3 separate regions of the Homo sapiens genome follow, and all the other regions are linked to region 1. A link is a contact called in ENCODE Hi-C or POLR2A ChIA-PET data. All regions are on one chromosome and are shown on one strand. The core of a region is the stretch at or near the end of the contact, and the rest is flanking DNA. Distances in the headings are between cores, read along the strand shown.

The links. Hi-C counts contacts between places; a loop is a spot of excess contacts on that map. ChIA-PET counts read pairs that join two places held with the same protein, here RNA polymerase II (POLR2A). Pooled maps may share reads with other maps.
Region 2: a map of naive thymus-derived CD4-positive, alpha-beta T cell shows a loop between it and region 1 (18-fold over the local background). The contact joins the promoter of TMED7-TICAM2 here to the promoter of PJA2 in region 1. A Hi-C loop is called at or near these places in 1 of 168 maps with a recorded cell type or tissue (naive thymus-derived CD4-positive, alpha-beta T cell) and 7 of 50 pooled maps. POLR2A ChIA-PET finds 5 or more read pairs at or near these places in 1 of 52 experiments (activated naive CD4-positive, alpha-beta T cell).
Region 3: a loop to region 1 is called in a map of naive thymus-derived CD4-positive, alpha-beta T cell, with 19 times the contacts of the local background. The contact joins the promoter of ATG12 here to the promoter of PJA2 in region 1. A Hi-C loop is called at or near these places in 1 of 168 maps with a recorded cell type or tissue (naive thymus-derived CD4-positive, alpha-beta T cell), 1 of 37 single-sample maps with no recorded cell type and 10 of 50 pooled maps. POLR2A ChIA-PET finds 5 or more read pairs at or near these places in 1 of 52 experiments (CD4-positive, alpha-beta T cell).

Annotation. Positions count from the first base shown.
Region 1 is chr5:109,408,628-109,411,327 of GRCh38, forward strand. It overlaps PJA2 (praja ring finger ubiquitin ligase 2), which reads right to left and starts at 1,347. Exons shown (of 10, transcript NM_014819.5): 1 at 1,215-1,347. RefSeq lists enhancers at 432-531, 572-691, 1,802-1,981 and a silencer at 1,212-1,291.
Region 2 is chr5:115,624,690-115,627,389 of GRCh38, forward strand. It overlaps TMED7-TICAM2 (TMED7-TICAM2 readthrough), which reads right to left and starts at 1,347. Exons shown (of 4, transcript NM_001164469.4): 1 at 912-1,347. The coding sequence starts at 1,103. It overlaps TMED7 (transmembrane p24 trafficking protein 7), which reads right to left and starts at 1,347. Exons shown (of 3, transcript NM_181836.6): 1 at 912-1,347. The coding sequence starts at 1,103. RefSeq lists a silencer at 1,003-1,072 and an enhancer at 1,243-1,412.
Region 3 is chr5:115,840,315-115,843,014 of GRCh38, forward strand. ATG12 (autophagy related 12) reads right to left here and starts at 1,251. Exons shown (of 4, transcript NM_004707.4): 1 at 1,076-1,251. The coding sequence starts at 1,238. AP3S1 (adaptor related protein complex 3 subunit sigma 1) reads left to right here and starts at 1,621. Exons shown (of 6, transcript NM_001284.4): 1 at 1,621-1,792. The coding sequence starts at 1,724. RefSeq lists enhancers at 114-614, 618-1,519, 908-1,207, 1,218-1,267, 2,258-2,467 and silencers at 1,498-1,877, 1,978-2,167.

The sequences.
Region 1 (2,700 bases), core at 97-2,596:
GGAGTGGGACTGGGGGATGAAAAGAAATATTTAAATTTTACCTAACAGTCCGTTATTTATATTGTTGAAGTGTACATCAAACTTGCATGTCTGCAATGAATTTTTAAAATTAAGTGGTCATCTCATATAAAAATGACATGAACCCCAAAAGACAATTACAACACTGAAAAATACAGTTTAAACGTTTATTACTGTTATCCTCAGGTTTATTCACATACACTTCAAATGATCCGTAGCCTTCAGCAAAGGTGACTGCCATTTTAAAGAAATGTGACCAAATATTTCATGATAAAACAGAATACATTAAGCCTGCAATGAAAATTTTAAACTTCACAGAACCAGCAGACTCAAAAGAAGCGCCTATGCGGATGTAAATTTTTTTTTTTTTAATGTCCGGAGAAGGAACTCTCAGATTACTCTCCTCCCTGCAAAACGACTATTTACCACCTCCCCTTTGCTTCAACTTGGTCTGAGCGTCTTTAACCTCACCATTTTGAATGTGCGCAAAATGATTACCAGTCATCTGAGGGAGGCCAAATTAAAGGTGCATCTGCAAGAGGAGCTCTGGCCTGACATCGCTAACTGAGAGCAGCCCTGGCGGAAAGGTGCTGATCCCGGGAGTAGAGCGACTGCTGCGGCTCGAGCGGGGTGTCTGCGTGCCGAGCCTCACTGACAATCGGGGAAAATGCAGACGCCCAGCAAAACGACGGCAACAGAAGGCTCCTCGGGGGAGGGGTGCTGCAGGCCTGTGGCGTAAGATGGTTCCGCTCTACGCGGGGTGACGGGAAACCGCAGAAGGTGGGTGTGAGGTGTTGGTTGGGGGGCAAACTCTTGTACAGTGGCGAGTGTAGGGGAAAGCCAGCGGGCTCCTTGGCCAAGTCACCAAGGACAGCAGAAGAGGCAGCAGTAAAGAGCGGCAGCGAAGACCCCGATACCAACCAATGTCATCTGTCGGGGGGCGGCGGGCGCGACCGTCCCGGATAGGAGCGCGGCCCGGGTCCGGGCTGGACAGGGCCCAGGAGGCGAAGAAGGCCTCCCACAGCCATCAACCCCACCCACCATGGCCGGCGCAGCAGGCCAGGGACAAGCCCCGCTCCTTCCGAAGCTAGAGACAGAGAAACTGAGGAGCTGAACGCAGCAATTTCCTCGCCCCGACCCCCACACTCCCGACAGCGGAACAAGCCAGACTGAAAAAAAAAAAAAAAAACCCTCACCGAAATGTGCAGCGGCTCCGGAGCGAGAACAGCGCTCGAACCTCCACCCGCCACCACCGCCTTCTTCTCCGCCTCCAACTCCTCCCCCGCCGAACGCGAAGCGGCTGGCGGCTGTGGCGGCGGCGGCGGCGGTGGCGGCGGCGGAAGCAGAGGCGGTGGCGGTGAGTCCCGCCCCTTGCGCCGCGGTGGAGGCGAAGGAGGAGAGTACGCAAGCCCCTCCCCCATAGCAGAGATGACCAGTCAGCTTACAGGGTCTCTGCTGGGGGACAATGCATACGCCCAATCAGAACCTGAGGAGTGGGCTCACGTCAATGGTTGGGACGTGGCAGAAAAAGGGAAAAATACTTGGACCTTCTCTACAGCCTGCTCCCCCATCTCCCTCAGGGGGAGTTCACCAATTGGCTGAAGAGCGGAAAGACGAAGCCGACTCAGTCCCCCGCCCCAGCCGAGCCCACCTCCTTTCCCTGCAGTACTGCGACGTTTGGGGAGGGGGCGGAGCACCGTGTAGGAGCTAAAACTGCGCGGCCTTTTGTGGTTTGGGCTGAGAGAAAAGGGCGGGGTCTCGGAAAGGGAAGGGGGTGTGGAGAACTAACAGAAAGACTGGCGCAGTTAGGCTTTTTCGGAAATTCCAACAGCAACAACCAAAATGGAGGCATTAAAATCGATCCTGATTCGACTGGAAACCTGATTAACAAGGTTAAGGTCTCCTGGCATAAAGTTCAGTTACAATGCAGATATCGGTGAGACAAAAAAAAAAAATGACACGAAGAAAGGCTTGTTTACCCACCCTGACCCTGGGCACTATATGGCGCTTTCCACCCTCCCTCTCCGCGCTGACCCTTGCCCCTCGCTTCTTATTCTGCTGGGGCGGGGTTCAGAGGAGGCCTGCCTTTCCTCTGTATAGCCTTGGGCTGACCACAGCCTCCCAGCTTGCATCTTGAGGCTGTTTGTCAAGCCGGGAAGTAACAGCTCCCATCACATGCAACCAAAATAAATACAACAGCTGCAGTCCCCGGACACCTTGCTTAATTTAAACCTGGGTAACAGTTTAGTTAATTATGTCAGTGATACAAAACTGTTTCTTCGTTCCGCACATATTCCCTTTATTCATCTTGAAACGTGTCCGCTTATCTGATTACAGTCCCTCTGTCTTCTCTTATTCCCCACCCCCGACCCGTCGCCTGATGCCCAGGATATATTCATCGCCACCCCTCCCCCGCGAATTAAGAGCCCCACTTCTTGTGCTGTCCCCTTAACAACAGCGAACTCTCTTGCCAGTGAACTGAGACTAATTTTTTTTTGCTGTTGATGGAAATAAATTACCCAAAATTTACTGTAGAAATTTAGGTTTATGAGAATTTGCCAGACATTTTGTGAAATCCAATCTGAATCCCAGCCCACTCCTGTAGTACGTTTCTTACCAAAAAACCATTCCTTGCTTGATATTACTCTGCCTTCACACGTGTTGCTATAGGAGTTCTGACTT
Region 2 (2,700 bases), core at 97-2,596, 6.2 Mb after region 1:
TGAAATTCTCAGTGTTCACTACTACCACAGGCTATTCCCCCTCCTCCCTTACCAAGGTGTTTATAGCTCATCCTTTAAAGTTCAGCTTAAAATAATTTTCCAAAGGAAGTCTTCCTTCATGGATCCTACTTACTGCTCTTAAGGCACAGTTCTGATGAATGAGCAGATACCAGTTAAGAAAAGCAGGGTGAGAGGGGAATCATGAATGATGGCAGTGACCCTATCTGTTTCGACCACTTCTGTACCACTGGCACCTAGTATTCAATAGCTACTCAAATGTTAAATGCGCCTACCAACCAAAATTGAAGCTCAGTAAAGACTGTTCTAACCAACCGAATAAACCACATTCTGTTAAAGTTTCTTTTTTATATAATCCCAAATATCAGAAGGGGCCTCTCATTTATCACAGCAATTCTTTCTACAACTCCCTTGGCAAATGGCCGTTCAACCTGTAATGGAGCTCTTCCAATGACAAGGACCGTATTAACCAACAGTCCTAATATTGGTAAAACTGAAAAGCAATGAAGTTAGACATTGGCAGCACTCCAAATCCAATTAAATTGGAGGTGTGGATTAGAGAGTAGAGGGTTGACACTGGGTACTACAGAGTATAAATGATTTTCTTTAAGGGAATCTTTTAAGGAAGAAAGTTCAATAGGCCTTAAAAATGAGATGGAAAGAAATGCTAAAGGGAGCATTTCTGGAATTCATATATTTTAACACCCGGTCTTAACATCTCTCACCCAAGGTTTATTAGAGGAAAGTCAAATGCTGGGCATCAGCTACCTAGAAGCGATTTTTGAATTAGCCTAAGAACGGGGAAACACGGACAGGAAAGTGCCATCCCTCAAGTTACACCCCCAATCCTGGAGCCGCGAGTTGGGGCCCAGGGACTGCTAGGCCCCTGATACCTGGAACTCCAGGGTGCACTTGGTGCCCTGAGCGATGTCCTCGTAGAAGCACTGCTTGGCGTTGTCAGGAAGCTCGAAGGTGATCTCAGAGGCGCCGCCGGGTCCAGGCACCAGTAGCAGCAGTGCGAGCAGCCTGCACCCCCAACGGCCCGCGACGGCCGCCCAGCGCTGCGCGGACCCCGGCCGCGGCATCCCGAGAAGGCGGCGGCGGCCTCAACCGAGCTGCGAGACGCAGGGTCAGGTCTGCGCGGACTCACCGCGCGCGGCAGGCCTCAGCGCAGGCCACCCCGCAAAGATACACAGCAGAGCAGGTTCACGCCTGTGGGAGATTCGGGATCAGAGCGACCCTCCGGCTTCCTGTGAGGGGCGCAGACGGGCGGACCTGGGGAGGTAAAAGAGAAGCGGAAAAGGCCTGAGAGGGTCGGAAGTGGGGATTAGCCTTTCGGGGGGTGAAGGGGCGGAGCCTGAGACACCGGCTCCCGTGACCCGGATGCGTTCTTCTCCGGGAACACGCGTTGGAGTGCGTACGTGGAAGCCCGCGAGGCGTTGGCTCTGCCTCCGTTGCAGCCTGGGACGAGGGGCGGGGCCAGAGTCGTGGGCGGAGAGGGGCGAGACCAGGAAACGGGGCGTGGCGGCCGCCGTGGTTACAGGCGGTTGGCGAGGGTAATTACGCTCCAATCACTGGCTTTTTTTGTTGTTTTTTTTTTTTTTTTTTTGAGACAAGAGTCTCGCCCTGTCACCCAGGCTGGAGTGCAGTGGCGCGATCTGCGCTCACTGCAACCTCCGCTGGGAACTTAGCGCTGGGGAGCATCTAGGGAGTGGTAAAGGGCTCATTTTGCCCTAGGGTGCTAATCGTTGGTGGTAGAGCGCTTTGCAATTTGCGGAGTTTTCTCATAAGTAATAATAAATATTTGGGGGAAGCAGCTGGGCAAGGAGCGCGAATTCTAAGAGCAGACTGCAGGAGTGCTTAATCCCTGCTTTGCCACGTACTGGCTGTGTGACGTCCGGCCACTTGCTTAAATTCTCTGCCTCAGTGTGTATCTGTAGAATGGAGATAATAGCACCTACCATAGAGAATTATTACAAAGTACCAATATTTGGAAAAAGTACCTAGAAGTGGTTGGTACATAGCAAGCACTAGATGAACTTTTGTTAAATTAAACGTCACAGTGCAATCAATACATTACATACCACAAGATAGGCAAAAATTTTAAGTGTAACAATAACAGATATTGGTCGACTTATAGAGCCACAAAACCTCTTATACACTGCTAGTGAAAAAGTAAATTGGTTAATCAAGTTGGAAAACAATGTGCCATTATCTAATAAAGTAGAATATATGTATACACACACAGAACACACACACCTATATACAGTGTGTGTGTGTGTGTGTGTATATATGTATATATATATATATATATATAGCCTGGAATATGTAGCCACAGCCTGGAAATTCCATTTTACATATATTTATGGAGTATATGCTTTAGAGCAGTGGTTCTCAAGTGTTGCTCTGAAGTCCCCAGAAGCCTCCTGAAACCCTTTCAGAGGGTATGTAATGATCTGTATGAAGCTGGATTTTCATTATATATTTCAACCAAAACAGCATAACAGATTGAATATCAAAGGAAATGAGCACCCAGCTTCTTCCTTAAATCTAGATATGAAAGATTTACAAAAATAAGGTCACTCTTCTTGCTAAATTTTTATTTCGAAAATATTTTTATTAAAAGATGTGTTATTTATGTAAATGTGTGCAGTGAGTTGAATTGTGTCCCCCTAAAAAATA
Region 3 (2,700 bases), core at 1-2,500, 6.4 Mb after region 1:
GAGGCGGAGTTTCGCTCTTGTTGTCCAGGCTGGAGTGCAATGGCGAGACCTCCGCCCACTGCCACCTCCGCCTCGCGGGTTCAAGCGATTCTCCTGCCTCAGCCTCCCGAGTAGCTGGGATTACAGGCGCGCGCCACCACACCCATCTAACTTTTATATTTTTAGTAGAGATGGAGTCTTACCATGTTGGCCAGGCTGGTCTCGAACTCTTGACCTCAGGTGATCCACCCGCCTCAGCCTACCAAAGTGCTGGGATTACAGGAGTGAGCCACCGCGCCCGGCCAGAGACCACTGTCATCTTAAGACAGAACGGGGAAAACGTCTAAGGACGAAATCAGCCTCTCTGAATCGAGGATGCTTATATGCTGCTTTTCCCATAGGCAACTCTAACTCTAAACAGAGTGCTTTAGAACACGTAATTTTAGCAATCTCTTTTACAAAGGGAAACATTCTCAAGCAATAAAGGGTTGAGGATAGCTGACTCAAGCAATGAAATAACTCACAAAGGTTCCAAAATGTGTTTCTTAAAAAGGTAACATCTATGCCTTTAGCTTTCCCTTAGCAGTCTTCATTCTGCATAAGAATTTGGTTTTTGGTTTAAGGAGTGAATTCACAACCAACTGGGAGGGGGAAAAAAGCAAAAGCGAGTTAAGTTGGAAGGCATGAATTCTAATCCAGGCTTTGCCAATGACCACCCCTACCACCATAAAACATTACTCAAATAATTAGCTCCTGTGTTAAGTACCTGGAATTACCGAGACCCCCCTCCCCCCGCCCCACTCAGCTCCCTCCCTCCTTCAAAGAGCTCGCAGTCTGGCCAACTCAAAAAAATACAGTATAAAAATAAGTGTGGCAGCCAAGTATCAGGCCCTACACCGATAGACAGAGATGGTATTTTAACACTCAACTTAAAGGCCTTAAAAATCAAAAAGTACACTTCTTTTCTTCTGATGACTGGTCAAAATGCAGGTCTAGGACAGGCGCTCCTCTAAATTTTGCTTCTTTACTGGCCGCCACCCCTACTCGGATGCAATCTGAACCTCCCGCCTCTCTGCCCGGAAATAAATTCAGTTACTTTTTTTCTTGGTGTCGCCAGCAGGTTCCTCTGTTCCCGGGGAAACTGCAGCGGAAGACGGGGGCTCCGGGGTGGTTGTTTCTGGGGAGACATCCGTAAGTCCTTCCCCTCCAGCAGCAATTGAAGTAGGAAGCTGCAACACAGACTGCGGCTCCTCCGCCATCTTGCTTGGAGACACTCGAGAGCGGAAGTAGCGACTGAGCGCGTGCAGTGGGCGTGCTTTTCTCCAGGGAGCGTCGCAAAGGAGGCGCCGGAGTAGGGGGACGCAATTACACAGTGAAACTTGGTGTTCCCGGCTAGTCATTCAAATCGAAGCTGTCGCAGACCTCTGAACGTTAGTAACGCAACATGTGTTTCTCCGCGACTACAGACCTCGGGAGAGGAGCGGTGGGCAACGTGTCTGTGCTCGGTCGAATGCGCACACTCCAGTTAGGCCGCTGGCTCGGACCTAGAAATGTTTCCGCTTTCCTTAGTGCCTGCCCCGCCCAGGCCCCGCCCCTTGGGCCCCGCCCGACGGCTCGGGAGCGCGCGCGGTCGCGTGCGGGAGGGGGCGGGTGGGGAAGGATCGCAGGCGAGATTACGAGGCGAGGCTCGCGCGCCCGCCCCCGCCCTGGCCCCCAGTGCCCACCCGGTCGGCCCGGCACAGCCATGATCAAGGCGATCCTAATCTTCAACAACCACGGGAAGCCGCGGCTCTCCAAGTTCTACCAGCCCTACGTGAGTATCCAGCCGCCGCTGATCCGGGCGAGGGGGAGTCGTTGGCGACGGGCAGCGCCCAGCGCGGCTTTCTCAGAGCGACCCCCTCCGGCGCGCTGCGGCCCTTGTCCCGTCCCGGCCGCCTGGCGCTCGCCAGCTGTCAGCCTCCTGGTGGGTGTGGACAGGGTGCCCACCTCCCTGCCGCGCGGTCAGCCACCGACGTGGCTTTGCCCGGGCGGTTCCTCCGCCCGTCGGTGGGCTGCATGCTTTCCTGGCTGCGCGGGCGAGGCCCTGGAGACTTCCCGGGGCCCGGCCCTCGCCGATCGGGCAGCCGCAGCCCAGCCGCGCCGCGGAGCCCTGCGCCCAGTCCCCAAGAGCCCACCCCGCGCGGCTGCCTTCCTGCCGCCCGCGGCTGCAGTTAGCCCGGGAGGAGGAAGACGGCGTGGAACTCGTTCTTCTCGCCCCCCTCCGCCGACTCCCATCCTTTCCAGGTGGACTTCTTTCTGTTCTTTGGACAGATGGGCTACCGTTTTTCACTGTGGTCCTCTCATAGCACAGGAACTTTGGCTTCCTGCGTTTGATAACTGCACGTTCTGTACAGTCTCTCTTCTGCATGTTTCGATACGTGACAGACTGCCCAGTGTGACTTTCAGGTGTCTCCTTATTGAAAAGGAAGATATGTGAGGACCTAATATTTTTATCAGGCTTTTTACCAGCTGGCTGCAAATTATTTACCCTCGAAGTAACCGGCGACGTTTGTAGTTGACTGATTGGAGCTGTGGTTCTATACCTAAAAGTTATGATTTCAGCTTCTGGTTTGGCATTTTTCCACGTATGGGAATTTGCCCTCATTTATAGTTTTTTTCTATTTATGAAGAATAGTAGCATTTGTAGAACTTCTCTTTTAACGTGTAAATACTGTTTAGTAT